Linked DNA regions of Homo sapiens: region 2 is linked to region 1. A link is a loop called in an ENCODE intact Hi-C map of the cell type or tissue named here. Cell type or tissue: heart left ventricle. All regions are shown on one strand. Each heading gives the region's core, and the rest is flanking DNA. Links, peaks and the distances in the headings are about the cores only.

Region 1 (7,697 bases), core at 2,368-4,867:
TCTTGTTGCTTTTGTCATTGTGAAGAGTCACCCAGGATGCTGGCACTTGGTACCCTAAGATCAGAAGTGGTGTGTGTGTGAGCTGTGAGACATGCACACCCTTTCAGAGTGATACTGTGTGGTGGAAGGACTGTTAGAACTCAAAGAATAGTTAATAAATCCAGTGTATTATTCCGTTGCGAGAACTGGCCTCTCTTTGCCTTATCAAGCACTCCTGACCCTCGGCTCCCTTTGGAGAGATGGACCGAGCCTTTGCCTCCTGTGGAGGCCCCTGCCTTAGTGAGCCTCCGCCCTGCCCGTCCTACTGTGCTGGCTCCTGAAGGTAAGTCACAGGTGCTGCTTCTGCTGAGCTGGGGGGACAGGCCGGGCCAGCCGCAGCACCAGGGCACCTGTCAGGGTGTGAATGCACTGGGGAGTGAAAGAAAGGCTGCATGGTTCCTTGCTCCTGGCTTGCTCCTGAATCCTGGGCAGTGGGAGATCTCAGGAAGGAAGTGCGGGAATCCGTGTGGGAGCTGGAAGTTGCAAGATAATTTCATCCACCTCCCCACCCCCAGAACGAAAGCCCAGGCTCCCTGGTTTCCAGGCTCTGCTCCGTTCTTTTTGAACCCCACACCATCTCCCTCAGTCCTGAGGAGTGAGGCAGGGACTGCTCTCCCACTGGAAGCGGTTTCAGACCACTTCCTATGGACAGCTGGAGGTCTGGGGTGGGGGTGAGGAGCGCGCAGAGGATGGGAGAAGCTGACACACAGGGTGGTCGTCAGCCACTTCGGCCACCCCCCGCAAACGCAGCGCAGGGCCCTGGCTTTCCTTGTGGGCTCTTCTCCCCTGGGGAAGTAGCCCCGTCTATTTTTCATCGCCTTCATTCCCAAGGGCCTTTCACTTCCTGTTTCCCTTCCTCTCTGCCCTCCTTTCGGGTCCACAGGCCACCAGGGAAGTTGGGTGTTCTGTGGTGTGGCTGCTGGAGAGCTCACGTGGGGAGGAGGGGAGGCTACACGAGATTCACCCGCCACAGGAGACCCCCCTCCAAGACGGCCGGTCTCCGCTCCCAGAGACACAGGAAGCCCAATGGCTTTGAACACTCAATTTAATTTAAAACAGGCACAAGTGCAAACAATTCACAAAAATTTCTAGGGAAGATGCTTTTGTTTTGAAAACTCTGACCCTTAAAAAAAAGTCCTTGCAATTTCTTTGCCCCCAGGTAGGTCACTAGGGAGCAGAAGAATCTAAAAATATTATCTAGATAGAAAGGGTCCAGACACCTGAAGTTCTTTCCTGGAATTCCATCTCACAGCAGCCCTGAAGTGGGGCAGGGCCGAGGAGGACAAGGAGACAGCAGTCTGTGGAGGCAGCTGGGGCAGATGGTTTGCACACATGGATGCCTGTGACCTTGACATGATGGAAACCCGGAGGTGGTTCGCCTTCTCTCCCAGATAGGGTTCTGAAGAGAACAATGGGTCCCTGATGACCTGGTTATTGAGATAAACTTGAAAGGTAACACAGTTGCCAATCCTTACATTCCTGTCTCTGGCCCTCACGATGCACAGTACAGGAGAAGCTCAGAAGCCTCCTGAGCTCCCAGGAGTGTTAGACTTAGCATGGACCACTCCACTGGCCAGGTAGACACAGGAGTGGAGAGGTGGAAGCCAGGCCAAGAAAGCAGGTCCCTTCAGGCCAGAACTTAGTGGGAGAGAGGGGCAGCCTTCCTGAAACTGGCTGTGGGTGACCTGGAGGGACCTGGGCTGTCAAGGTGGCTTTCCTCCCCTTACACACACACACACACACACACACACACACACACACACACGATGTTCTCTCCATTCTGTAAAGTGAGAGCACCTTCACCACCGACCCCATTCTTTCTCTTTCACTCAGAAATTGTCCCCTCACTCCCTGCCCCCAGCCATGGCCTGGAGCAGGCCATTCACAGTTCTGGGCGGGGAGGGGCTGTACAGGTGGGACTGCACCTTCAGGACATCAGACGTGAGGGAGGAAGCGGGATTCCGGTCATAAAAACCACCCCGTGGCCCTCTCGAGACTCGAGGTTTGAAGCTGGAGCTGAGAACAGCAGGTATCTGTGGAGACCAGCAGTCTGCCCTCTGCAGTGGCCTAGGACACTAGTGGACAACTGCCTTTAAAAAACCACAGCAGCCTTTTCTACTGTGTTGGCTGCAGAGGCCAGGAACGCTGGCCTCTGCGTTTCTTAGAAATATCCCTGTGCAAATATCAAGGGGTCATCCTGTAGAAAGGGGTCTCCATCTGGGGACTCGGGAGGGAGAGACACTGAGGGGGCAGGTCCGGCCTGGCCCAGTAGGCTGAAGGGCAGAGGGTGGGGCTGGGGCTTCACATTTCAATCTTTGGAGAGAATACTGAGAGGAGGAGGCAGGCAAGTCCTGCCGGCAGGCTGGCTGCCCAGTGTGCCCTGCCTGTGGGCGTAGGTGGCAGGCATACTTGGGGTGGGCTCAGCAGGTGGAGGTCTGCTTTCGGTAGAGCTGGATCAGGGGCACCAGGCACTCAGGTAGCCCTGTCTGCAGCAGGAAGGGGTGGTCTAGGAGCTCCTGGGCTGTGGCTCTCTCTTGGGGGTCCCGCACCAGCATCCGCTCCAGGAAGTCTCGCAGCACTGGGGAGACCTGTAGAGGCAGGGCAGTAAGATGAAGCCACAATTTGCAGTCACTTCGGGGTGACCTGATTGCCTGGACTTATCATTGTTTGAAAGTCATGAATTCGCTGGTTTTTTAACTTCCTGTTCCCTTGTCCCTCCCCACCCCCTCAAGGCTCTCAGCATTCAGATGCTATAGCTCTGTGGAAGGGGCAGAGGATTGGCATCAGTGATCCAGATCTGGCTCTATCCGTGATCTCAGGCAAGTCACAGTTTTCTCTAGGCCTCAGTTTTCTCATCTGTAAAATGGGCTAGTGATAAAGTATGCTTGCCCTGTCTGCCACATAGGGCTTTTGAGATTTTAAAAACAGGTCGCTGGGCGCAGTGGCTCAAGCCTGTAATCCCAGCACTTTGGGAGGCCAAGTTGGGCAGATTACGAGGTCAGGAGTTCGTAGACCAGCCTGACCAACATGGCGAAACCCTGTCTCTACTAAAAATACAAAAATTAGTTGAGCATGGTGGCACGTGCCTGTAATCCCAGCTACTCAGGAGGCTGAGGCAGGAGAATTGCTTGAACCCAGGAGGCGGAGGTTGCAGTGAGCTGAGATCGCACCACTGCATTCCAGCCTGAGCAACAGAGAGAGACTCCATCTCCAAAAAAAAAAAAAAAAAAAAAACCAACAACAACAGAAACAAACAAGTCAAGGATGAGGAAGTACTCTGAAAAATAGAAAATAAAGTGAGACCTGAAAAGGAAGATTTCTTTGTTGCTCTAGGCCTTAAGAGTCTAAAGCAAGGGCTTATCTTGGTTCATTTTGAGCCAGTATCTTGGGATGAGGCTGAGTCTTGGGCAGAAGGCTACATCCTCTGAGGAATTAGCCAACTGGAGATCTTTATATGCTAATTTTGGGGTTAGCGGTGCGGGCTCCAAGGACCAGTTGTCTTGGAAGATGTTTCCTGTTGGTCCTCCCATCCAGCTTTGTGTTGGGGCCACAGAACTCTTGTTTTTTTGCTATTTTAGAGGAGAGGCTTCAGCCCTCTGAGACATTTCTTGTTTTGGCCACCAGATGGCGGTGCCACTTAGCAGCCCCGTGCTGACCTGCCAGCAGGGGGCGTCCACAGTAAGGCCTGCGGGGTTGGGGCCGATTTGGCAAAAAGGGTTACATGTATACACTTCCATGCACTTATACTGGCTTTAAGGGGAACGCTGTGGCTTAGCTGTGTCGGGGTGTGCAACGATGGAGCATGAGCCGACTCGCCGTGATGGACAGGGACATCGAATCATGGTATGGATCTCCCGACACGGGTTAGAAGGGTTTGTGCTCAGTGAAGCTTCTCCGGATCCCTCCCTGGACAGCAGGGATTGCTGGTGTCCTGGCTTTCCCTGCTCATGGGCCCCACTGGGCTTCCGACCAGTGCCTGCCAAGCAGCAACCCTTCTGCCAAGCAGCAACTCTCCTGCCACAGCCGTGGGAGGCGACTTGTCGGAGCGCACATGCGAACTTGTGCGTAGATGCGGCTCCACACCCAGGTGCGGGTTTTGTGTGGGGAAAGAGGAGCCTTTTCCAGGAGCCCAGACCCTGTGGCTTCAGTGGAAGGGAGATGCTGGGAGCCCAGGTTCTGGTCCCCTTGCCTCAGGAGGAATGGGGTCTGCGAGGTCGCACCCTTGTGTGCCAACTGACCTTGTGAGAGTTTTTCAGCTTGGGTGGGGGGCTGTCCCGGAGCCTCTTCATGGCTTGCACTGGGGAGTCACTGAAGTACGGTGGCTCCCCATCTACCATCTCAATCACCATGATGCCCAGAGACCAGATATCCACCTGCAGGAGGAAAATGTCCCTGACCCCATGGCCAGACCCTGGCCCATTGGTAGCTGCGTTCTGGTGGCAGCAGTGGTGGAGGGGGGACAGCTGGCCCCAGCTCTCCTTGGTGGGTCTGTCTCCTTCCTCCCCTGGTCACCTGCCCTGTGGCCAGTTACTGCCTGCATGAGTGACCACTGCCTATAGGGACACAGCTGTCAGTCACTCAGAGAAAGGCCATCATACATAGGAGGCCCGGCCATACCCCATTCTGCCCTTGAGCTGAGGAAAGCACTTGCAGGACTCGTTCCTGGCAGCAAAGTCACTGGGTAAGAGCAGCCCCATCGAAAGGGGGAAGGGTGTTGACTAGGTGGGACTCTGAAAACCAGGGCTGCTTTTGGTGAGCTCACTGGAGGGGCCACAGCAGAAGAGCTGCCAGTTGCCAAGTTGCTTTTGGGAGGTCTGGGGGGTGGAGGGAACGGTTACCTCAGTGGCATACAAAGACCTGGAGATCACTTCAGGAGCCATCCAGTAGGGGGTTCCCACCAGGGACTTCCTCTTAGGGACGTCTTTGCTGATCTGAGCACAGAATCCGAAGTCCGAGAGCTTCACCTGCGGTTGAAAAGGGAGTGAGTGGTGGATCAGGAGGAAGTGGGAGCGTGGCTGTGCCAGGGACAGGATGGGACCTACCCTGCCATCGAGGGTCAGCAGGATGGAGTCACTCTTGATGTCCCGGTGGATGACACCCTGAGCATGCAGGTAGGCCAGGGCCTGCAGCACAGCCTCACACACAGTGGCAATCTGCTCCTCATTCAGCCTGGACAGGAAGGTGGGGCCACCCGATGAAAGAGAACGTTAGCTCTGGCAGGTCGTGGGGTGGCTGAGCAGAGTAGGAGTCCCTGGTGCTAGGCCCCACAGCTCCCAGGCAATCTGTTTGGCAGCACAGTCAGGCCATAGCCCTGGTGAAAACTGGGGCCTGAGCTTTGGCTAGAAGCTATCCTTCTCTTCTCCACTCCCAAGACCCCTGGGTCTCAGTTACCCCAGCAGGCAGGGGAGCCCAGGCATCCCAAGTCTTCTGGGCCACAGGCAGAAGACCACATTGCCCTGGCAGGGCCATGGTGAGGGCAGCCTGCACTCAGGGTCCAGCCCTCCCAGCTGCCCACCTGACTTGGGAGACGATGTCTGTGAGGGCTCCTCCCTGCAGGAACTCCATGAGCACCCACAGCTCCTCGCCCACCAGGTAGCTCTTGTACATCTCCACCACGTTGAAGTGCTGGTAGTCCCGCATGATCACCACCTGGGGGCAGGCGGGGGCCTGAGTGCCAGGCACAGTGCCCAGACGCATGGCCACCCACTGCCCCTGCTCACAGATGTCCAGCCTGGCTGGCTGCTCACTGCCCATCCCCAACGCCCCCGTCTGTGTCCCACCCTGTCCTCCCACCTCGTTGAAGAGCAGCTCCCTGCGCTGCTGCTTCCTGAGGTCCATCATCTTGACGGCCACCTGGCGGCCCGAGTGCTTCTCCCGGGCCAAGCAGACGATGCCGGTGGAGCCCTCGCCAATCTTCACGTAGCTGTCCAGCAGCAGCCGGGGGTCACCCTGGTCCACCACCATCCTGAGCGCAGCCTTGAACTGCTCATGTGTCACAACACCTGTGTCCTCACCAGCCAGGGCACCCTTGGCAACCGTGGGGTCCTGGGGCAGGTACAGGTTGCTGGTGCTGATCTGGGCGTGCCAGGTGCGGGGGGATCCCGCTGGGGAAGACCGGCCTGGAAGCTGGCCTGTGGCCGGGGCTGTGCGGAGGGACTTCTGGGGGCTGCTGGTATCCGAAGTGGTCAGAGGGCTGAAGGTCCCCACCGGCTGGTCCGAGGGCAAGGACTGGGCCTTGGCCACCAGGCTTGGGGGGTTGTCTTTCTGCGGCGGTCGGAAAGAGGAGTTGGGCTGCAGGGACAAAGCAACAGGAAGGGTCAGGGCTGTGGGAGCATTTGGAATAACCTTCCCGGAGGCAGGGGCTGGCCGCCGTGACCTCTGGACTCTGGCAGGGTCAGGCGGGGTATCAGATCAAACTAGGGAGGTGCTCTGAGCAAAGATTTTCAGACAGAGCTGAAGCCCAGTCACAGTCCTGTGCCAGCAGTCCCCCGCAGGGCACCAGGCTGGGCAGGCCCAAGACAGCTCCTTACACTCGCTCTGCTGCACCTGGGAAGACAGAGAAGGCCAGCTCCCCGCCGGGTCCTGCGCTGGGTATTTCTTCCTGGGCGATTGACAGCTAGACCCCAGGGAGGCTGCCGTGAGGCAGACTCTTCCTCTGAGCTCAGAGGCTGCTTGAAGAATCTGGGTCAGAGGCATTCTTCACTCCCAAGGCTCCCCCACCCCAGGACCCATGGGGGCAGAAGAGGCCTGGCAGTGGGGTGGGGAGCAGTGGGCAACTGTGTCTCCACTCCCTGAACCAAGGCAGGGGAGCCACACCTGGGGCCCGATAGCCCTGCCTGTGCCTGCAGCAGGGAGTTTGCAAATCTGTGCTGGGAGGTTATGTCCCTGACAGAGGACCACAGAGGTGTGTCACCATCTGGGGGGTTCTCAGGTGTCTCCCCTGGGCTGGGAATCTGGTGCCAGAGAGATCTGGAGTTAGGAGGGTAGGTCCAGCCAAACCCAAGCCTTGAGGCCAGGGATGGGGAGATGTCTTAAGGACCCCCTAAAGGAGTCCTTCCACTTCCTCCCTGGCATGAAACTCCTGGCTAAGGAGCCCCCGGGAGGGAGGAGAAGGTAGGGGGCCTATCCTCATTGGCTCTGGCAGGGAGGGAGGAAGGGAAGGTGGAGCTGAGGGGCAGCCTGGGCCCCCAGTGAGCCCTGCTCAGGCCCAGCCCTGGAAGCCTGCGAGGCTTCTTGCTTTTCCGAGCCCAAGCCCTTCTGCTCTTTCTGACAGGAAAGGTGCCCGCCCATCTTTGGGTTCTCCCCAAGGAGCGGTGATATGCACCATGACCCCTCCCAGGGATTACGTGTTTTTAAAGGGCACCTGGAGAGGGATGCTTCAGGGGATGCAGAAAAAGCCTTCTAGGAACTTCTCCAAACCCATCATGTAAGCCATTGTCTTAGGTGCCCAGTGGGTCCTGGTCCTGATCCCATAGCTGAAACAACTTACAGGAAATCTCAAGCAGTAAGTTTGGGCTGGGATGCTTGCTCAGGGACCCCAAACCCCAAATCTGGGCCTTGGGCCCCACCAGAGTCTTTTCAGTGTCTTTGGCAACCCTCACTCCCTTCCTTCCCCGACCCCCCGCAGCTTCAGGGCTTCTACTCTCCAGCCAAGTCCC
Region 2 (7,697 bases), core at 2,042-4,541, 490 kb after region 1:
GGGCACTTCTCTTGTGGTTTTGCTTGCTTAATTCTTTGTTCGACAATTGCAGGGACAAGACAGATGGTTGTTACCATTACCCAGATGTTTCTAAACAAGTAATTCTTGCTGCCATGCACGTTGAGCAGATGCCTTTTACATTGTTATGAATGTTGGGTTGAGAAGCAGGTCATTTCCAAAGAGAGCAGAGACTGCTTAAATCAGAAAATCACAGGGTCTCAGAGCTGGAAGTAGTGGTAGAAACCTTTATCTACCTCTTATTTACTAGACAAAGAAACTGAGGTGGAAAGAGGTTAAGAGACTAGGCCCAGGCCACACTGTTCTTGGCAAAGACAGGACAGAAAATCCAGAGATGTGTATTTTAAAATGTGTGTCAGTGATGAATTACAAAAATATAAAACATCACAAATTTTGAACAAAATTAAAGCACTAATTTTAGTTTGCCTATTATGGCAAAATAAGGGGAAAATAAGCCAGCTTCTATTAAGAAAGGAGTTTGGATGATCAAATTTTAAAAATGTAAACAAGAAAACCAAGTCTTCAAAATGATGACTAGTTCCTAGTGTAATAAACACTGTATGTTCAGATAGAAACATTACTTTGGATTCCAGCTAAGAAAAAGATTGTGTAAGAAATAAAGTGAGAAGCTAAGAATGCCAGGATGAGACTTAAACATTGTGGCAGCCTGACCCATGACTGATGAACAAACCCCTGGGGTGGTTTACTTCTTATTTCTTTATGTCTGAGATGTTAACTCTGAGAAAAATCATTTCCTTACCTTGCTGCTTAACACCCTAAATATTTGATTTGAATGTTTCTAATATGGCATCTTAATTATTTTAGCTTCCTTTATTTTTTGTTAAAATATGTACAAAGGTTTACATAATAATGAAGGCTTACATAACTATATACTAAAGCTTCATTTTAGTATTGTAGGAAAACGGCCTGTTGCATAGCAAGATGACCAATGTGTTCCTGTAGCATAGATAAACTCTCATAGAGATGCTTATCTAACCACCCCAGGGGTCATGAGTTTTGCAAGAAGGCCTGAGGCATGACTGGCTGCACATCTTTCCCTAAAATCTTGCTATATAAAAGATGCTTTCTGGAGGGCAGTTGCGGGGATCCACTGTCTCTCTGGCCGCCAGAGACATGGCTTCTGTTTGTAAGCCCTTATTGAATGTTTCTTTCTGAGAAACTGGACTTGTCAGCTTCTTTCATTGGCCTCTCAGCTTCCTTGGCCTTTGGGGGTAGGTTTGCATAGACCTGCTTACCTCAACCAAGTACACAGATCAGGAGATCCAATTTAAAACAACAAACTAACAAACCCCTATGGGATCAGAGAGACCAAGCTCAATACTGAAGTTAGGTTTTGGACTCAGAGACAAGCTTACCTGTAGGTTGAAAGCATGAAGCATGAAACCCAATGCATGGGCAATGTTCAGAATCTGTTGGTTTCAGCCCAGGATTGATAGTTGCAGTGCAATTTCAGCCATTATGCGCAAGCAGTGTCACATCCATTCAGCTGACAGGGGCGAGACACTAATCTCAGTGGGCATCCAGCAACTGAAACTGCAGCTGGCCTTGGGAAGTTTCTGCCAACTCTTTAAATCTTTACAGGTACAGAGTTGCTGCGGGTGACCAAACTTTGTAGCCAGTAAGATCATGAGAAAGTTAAGCAGTCTGTTACTTTGAGGGAATTTCCTTAGAAAAGAAGAGAAACCGATTTTTTTCTCCTTTCTGGTGAGAATGACTCACTTGGCAGAGCTGATTGCTTTAGGGCCCACTTGACATGACACCTTCCCCCTGCAAATGACTCTGGATATTATAACATACCTTCGTTTTCATTGATTTACTTTACTATCTTTAAAAACAACCCTCTAGGCCAGAAACATGTAGCTGCACTGCTATGTGTGTGTGTGTGTGTGTATGTGTGCACTGATTTTTACACAATTTCACAATGTCCTGGAAGTTTGTGGCCCCCTAGGTTGACATTCGGATCGCTCGAGCCAGTTGAATAGTTATATGACAATACATGATCTAACTTCTTTAACTGAAAACAAACCTAAAGTCATCACTGTTTTTGGACCAATAGGCATTGAGAAGTTGTAAGCTTGATCTTTTAAAAAATGGAGACATCCACTGACCAGCAGCTAATTCTGTGCAGCACTCCACAGCAGACAGGGAGAGGAGGGAAAGAGTTCTACAGGGAGAGCATTTTTCAGTCTCTAGCCTGCTGTTTACAAAGGAAGTGCTGGATGTCACTGTTCACAGCCTCCGTGTAGAACAGCTGCAGGGGGCTCCATGGTGCCTCCAGGAGCAATGTCCTCACCACTATTTACCCTCTAAAACATTAACTTGAAGTCAGTGGTTCATCTGTACCACAAGCACCAAGGGACTTGTTAAAAATGCAGATTCCTGGTCTGCATTCCAGACCCACTGAATCATGTAATAGGGACTAGAATCAATATTTTAAATAACACCTGAACTGATCCTTCTCAACAACAAAATCTGACAACCCATTTGAATCGGGTTTATTTCACAGCTTTTAAGTTCTAAAAAATGTACTAAAATAAGGTACTAAGCACATATGAAACATATACTTAACATGTATTTTACTTTCAATAATAATAGCATTAAGCCTGGGCAACATAGGGAGACCTCACCTCTACAAAAAAAAAAAAAAAAATTCAACCGGGCATGGTGTTGCATGCCTGTAGTCCCAGCTACTCATGAGGCTGAGGTGGGAGGTTGCTTGAACCTGGGAAGTTGAGGCTGCAGTGAGCCATGATCATTGTGCTACTGCACTCCAGCCTGGGTGAAAGAGCATGACTTTATCTCAAAAAAAAAAAAAAAAAAGAAAAAGAAAAAAGTGTTACCTGTTCCAGAATCTGATTGTTGTTTTTTTCAGGCTTTATTTACTTCCCTGTTCATGACCCTTGCTGGCATGGATGGCATTGTGGCCAAGCAGGATTGGGAGATGCTGGAGGGAGTACAGTTGGTATAAAAGGGGTACATGGAATAAAACATGTATTTCTTCTTAAGTCTACTGATTTAATGTAAATACAGATGTATGAGAATTTTCAGAGTCTCAAAGTCACCATGGTTTTTTGATATTATTTATAGGTACTAACATTTTAAAAAATGCAGTTTTTTTGAGATCAAATTTTCACTTTTCCTATTTGGGTGGCTATTTAAAGATGCATCCAGGCACAATTCAGACATACAAGATACTTCAGTTCAGTGGTTTCTTGAATTACACCTAAAATCCAAAGGAACGTGTTTCTGAAAGTGGCTGCCAATTTTTTTTTTTAAGAGGACAATCAGCACCATCTAGTGGACACAAATATCTCCTCTTCTAGAATTCGGACCCCTGAGGAGATGGAGGGCAGGCTTTGGAACCTAGGTTGGAATCCCGGTGCCAGTTAGTTCCCCAACGACCTTGGGACAATTACTTACCCTTTAGGTGCTCTGCTTCTCAACTCTAAATCCAGGTAATACTAGTGCCGACTCATAGAATGTTATGAATGAAGTGAAATGATGCTTGGAAGGCAAGTCTGAAACACTTTGTAAATGCAGTTTTTCAATAACACTAAGCATAGATTCACAGGACATGGGAACTATCCAGTGGTAAACACTATTATCTGCTCTCCAGTAGGAATGGCTATTATACACAAAATCCAGTGTGTAGAATCTACGATATGAGGCTTAATGAGATCCCTCTCCTACCATATTGTTACATTCGGTTGAAGTTTATGGTGAGGAAAGGGCAACCGGGGCAACAAGGCTGAAATGGTAGTTGGTGCCCAGATGGCAAACAATGCTCTTGCTCGCTTTCATTCATTCAAATCTGACTCCACTCGGAAGGAGGATGTCAAGAGTAGGGAGAGACTGCAAACAAAAACAAAAGCTAACTCCGAAACTAACACTGCCACTGCCATATGTCACCAACCTGGAATGAGACCAGGGAAATTTTAGCTTCAAATATCTTGACTCTAGAAGAAATTTTTATGAATGACTTTGAAGGGCACAACACTTTCCAGGATGTGTTTGCGATTTTTGAAAATGGAACTGCAGAAAACACAGTATAGACATTTGGTGCTCTCGGACTTATATCCCCGTGCTGTTTTGAGGGTGTCACCTGCAATAGCTGACACAGAAGTATCTGGGGAAATTAAAAACAAATACACAACAAATGCAATTTATTAAAGCTGGCCCTTAAGGCACACACAGCCTCTCGGCAGTTTACAAAATGGAAGCAGCAGGAGGTAAATAAACACGTGAGAGTGACACAGAGACAAAACAATTCAAAATGAGATAAATAGTTTTATGCAAATATAGTCAATAGGGACTTAGTCTGGAAAGGTTACAAACAGTGAAGAGACACAAAGTTTACGTGGAACCCGAATTTTATTTTCACTTGCTTTATATGCATCTTATGTTGCATTTTAAAAACAACAGTTAAAAAAATGAAAACAGCAGTAATCATAGGTCCGCTTTTTCTTAGTTCAGCCCCTTCCCCCCCCGAGAAATTGGGAAGGTATTGTTTTCTTAGTGGACACTATTAGTCACCAAATTAAAAACTGGAAAGAATGGCCTTCGTTTATGGTGTATGAGAACCGTGCAGGCACTTGGCAATGATCTCGTCTTGCCGCTAGGTAAACAGCGGTCGGTGGACGGGGAGCATTGGCATCATCTAGGAGCCTGTTAGTCTCAGGTCTCACCTGATACTGAATCAACATTTTTTTTTTTGAATCAGCATTTTTAACAAGATTCCTCGGTGATTTGTCTGCACATTAAAGTTGAGAAGGCCTAGATTCATTTGATCTCAGGTACACCCCTGGTTGTGTAGTTTATGAAGTCTCCCCAGGTGATTCTAATGCTCTGTGCAGTTAAGCACTGCAAAACTAGTCCAACTTCATTTTTCAAATGAAGAAACTGTGGCCCACAAAAGCTTATGTATTTACCTAAGATAACCTAGCTGTTTAATATCAAAATCCAAATAATGTCATCTCTCTTCTTCATAAAAAAATAAAGCAGGGTTGAGGGGACAGAGGGTAGGGAGTGTGGAGATGGGGATAATTATTTTATACAGGGTGGTTGGGAAAGGCCCTCCTGAGGAAGCGGACGCCTGAGGAAAGAGAGGAGCAAACCAGGTGGATAGCTGGGAAACTGTATTTCAGGCTGGTGTGTGTGTGTGTGTATTTGGACTGGAGGAACAACAAGTGTTTCCAAATTCCTGACAGATACTGATCTTTGGGATGCAGAAACAGGAAATCAGAATTACCAGCTGTTCTCAAAATCTTATTCTTAAAATATTCTCTACCTTCTTCATATTCTTTACTCATTATTACAAGTATCTGAAGCCTTTGTTTAAAAAATGAGAACTATTAAATTTAGAAGTGTTTACAAGAAGTGGGGTTTATAGCAAATATTCAAATGCTGGAAAACACAGAGAACATTATTGAGGAGTATTCAAATAATAGATCTCCTAGCAGGGTTAACTGTACTACCCAGAATCATGGGTTGGAAACTGTCAATTTAAGGATTTACTTTGAATCCAAAACCCGTTACTTTTTTGAACACTGCTCATAGAATTTGTATAAAGTATACAATGAGTATCAACCTATTTATATTTTATTTGCAAGAATGACTCACTGCCAGCGGCACACAGGGCCAGGAACATAGGCTTTCATGGCACCAACTACAAACAAGACTGACTGATGAGATTGTGGCCATGTCTCTCCCAAGTGCTCCTGACCTGGTTCCTGAAAATGTTCACCTCAACCTCGAACTCAGCATTTCCTGTGCTGGTTTTCAACTTGACATTGGTGAATTTCTTCAGTAACATCTCTAGGTCGGCTGCTAAGTTTTAATTCTCATAGGAGGATTAGGATACTTTCTCCCATTTTCTTCAGTTTGCAACTTTTTTTCTTTTGAGATTTGGAAAGCCACATAAATTCCCTGAGAAATGCTGGGAAGAAATCCCTGCACAGAAACACTAACAATGAGGACAGTGAGGCTGGAACCAGGTTTACCAGGGGAAAGCAGTAGGTAGGAGTGGAGGTCAGAGAGCCAACAGAAAGCCTTATCATTTAGAGATGATGTCAGTATGAACCTGAATGGAAGCACTGAAGTTGTGACGAATGTTTGGATTCTGAATATATTTTGAATGTTGAGCTGATAGGACAAATAGATTGTAGAGTGAGAGAGGAAGAAGAATTGAGGATGACTCCAAGGTTTTTGGTCTAGGCATGGCAGGCTGAAATTACCATTTGCTGAGATGGATAGAAAGTGGGTGGGGGACTCTGGAGAAGTTGTTTTTTCCCGTGTTAAGTTTGAGATGCTTACACATCTAAGTGGATATGCCAAATAGGCAGTTAGGTAAAGGAGTCTGGAGTTCAGGGAAGTCTGGGCTGGTGATAAGATGCAGGATTCAGGAGCATAGGGATGGCATTTATAGCCAGGTTTTTATACCCAGCACTCGCCTAGACTGCAGCTGTGTTCTTTCGGCAACTCAGCCTACGACTATTTGCTTCGCTGAAAAAAAACCACATCGTACCTAGTTAAAACAATGAGGACAAAGGGGCCATGAATGTGAAAATGCCCTGTAAACGGTAATGTGCTGTTCAGACTGGAAAGCAGGAGAAATGATGGCAATGGAGGTGAGGAAAATCAGTTTGTGGACGTAGGGAAATAATTTTCGTGCACTGAGAATTAGAGAAACTACGAAATGAAAGAAGGTGCAAAAAGCAATTATAACTCTTTTTGGACTGTAGCCGAATCTGTGCAAAACTCATATTTTTAAAATTTCCATAGCACCCCAAATTTACTAGAGCTTCACATACATGGTCTTTTTGAGCTGCACAAGTCTTGTAAGAAGGGAATTATTATTGTTCCCATTTTACGGAGGAGGAAACTGTGCTCGGAGAGGATAACTGACCTGTAAGGCATCACAGCAATATGAGGGACAGAGATACACAAGCATCCAGACGTCCGCGTTCCGAATCCAACCTAAAGACGAAAAATCGCTCCCAACCCCCACCGTCGGCAGCGAAGACGGAAGGACACACGCCGGCCGTCCCAGCTCGCAGGGCTCCAACAGCCGCCGGCCCCGGTCCCATTTCCGGATGGTACAGCCCTTTCCGCTATCGCGAGACCGGAAGCATCGCGCATCTGGTTGCCAGGGAAACAGCGGTCCCACAGGCAGGAGGGATCTGGACCGGCGGCTTCTTCCACTACCAGAGAGGCTGAGGTGGCGGGAGAGACCCCTCTCCTCTGGGGGTAAGTGGCTGGCGCGGCGAGTGTCTGCGGCGCGCTTCTGCGGCCATCTGCGCCCTGACTGACGGCGGCCAGTTCCTCGAGGAGGCCCGGCGGGAAGGTGAGGGGCCGCGCAGATGAGGGCGGAGCTCGGTCGCGGGGCGGTGCGCCGAGGAGTGGGCGGGGCGGAGCTGCGTCGGGCCGCTTGGCATGTAGATGGACTGTCAGGGAGAGCGGACAGGGCCAATGAGAGGGCGGGGGCGGGCTCATTGGGGGCGGGGCCCCAGCGGCTTCTGCCTCCGCGGAGGCTATTTCTCCAGGAATCACCTAACATTAGGACCTGTAACCAAGGCTTCTACTTTCCCGAGATTTGGATCTTCCCACCAAGATCTAGAACTGATCACCAGCCATTTAAACTAGACCGTAAACGGCAAAGG

The links. Hi-C counts contacts between places; a loop is a spot of excess contacts. Peaks named below come from ENCODE experiments on the same cell type or tissue, not always from the same donor. Only the 100,000 strongest peaks of a DNase experiment are listed, where the experiment ranks them.
Region 2: a loop joins it to region 1, with 5 times the contacts of the local background. A loop is called at or near these places in 25 of 110 quality-filtered maps.

Annotation. Positions count from the first base shown.
Region 1 is chr15:40,270,857-40,278,553 of GRCh38, reverse strand. It overlaps BUB1B-PAK6 (BUB1B-PAK6 readthrough), which reads right to left. Exons shown (of 10, transcript NM_001128629.3): 5 at 5,833-6,330; 6 at 5,555-5,688; 7 at 5,082-5,208; 8 at 4,878-5,003; 9 at 4,278-4,412; 10 at 1,067-2,627. The coding sequence ends at 2,460. It overlaps PAK6 (p21 (RAC1) activated kinase 6), which reads right to left. Exons shown (of 11, transcript NM_001395430.1): 6 at 5,833-6,330; 7 at 5,555-5,688; 8 at 5,082-5,208; 9 at 4,878-5,003; 10 at 4,278-4,412; 11 at 1,067-2,627. The coding sequence ends at 2,460. ANKRD63 (ankyrin repeat domain 63) reads left to right here. Exons shown (of 1, transcript NM_001190479.3): 1 at 1-182. Among named protein-coding and RNA genes, the nearest start is that of ANKRD63, 8.4 kb to the left of the region's middle. RefSeq lists enhancers at 4,117-4,617, 5,339-5,840. In heart left ventricle, for the core only: CTCF peaks have their summits at 3,476 and 3,686 (motif pointing right); a DNase peak (open chromatin) is centred at 3,693.
Region 2 is chr15:39,782,312-39,790,008 of GRCh38, reverse strand. It overlaps LOC105370941 (a long non-coding RNA gene), which reads right to left and starts at 7,103. Exons shown (of 1, transcript NR_135665.1): 1 at 4,392-7,103. FSIP1 (fibrous sheath interacting protein 1) reads left to right here and starts at 7,168. Exons shown (of 12, transcript NM_152597.5): 1 at 7,168-7,381. RefSeq lists an enhancer at 6,929-7,058 and a silencer at 7,359-7,538. In heart left ventricle, for the core only: a CTCF peak has its summit at 3,337 (motif pointing left); no DNase peak of the experiment used is centred there.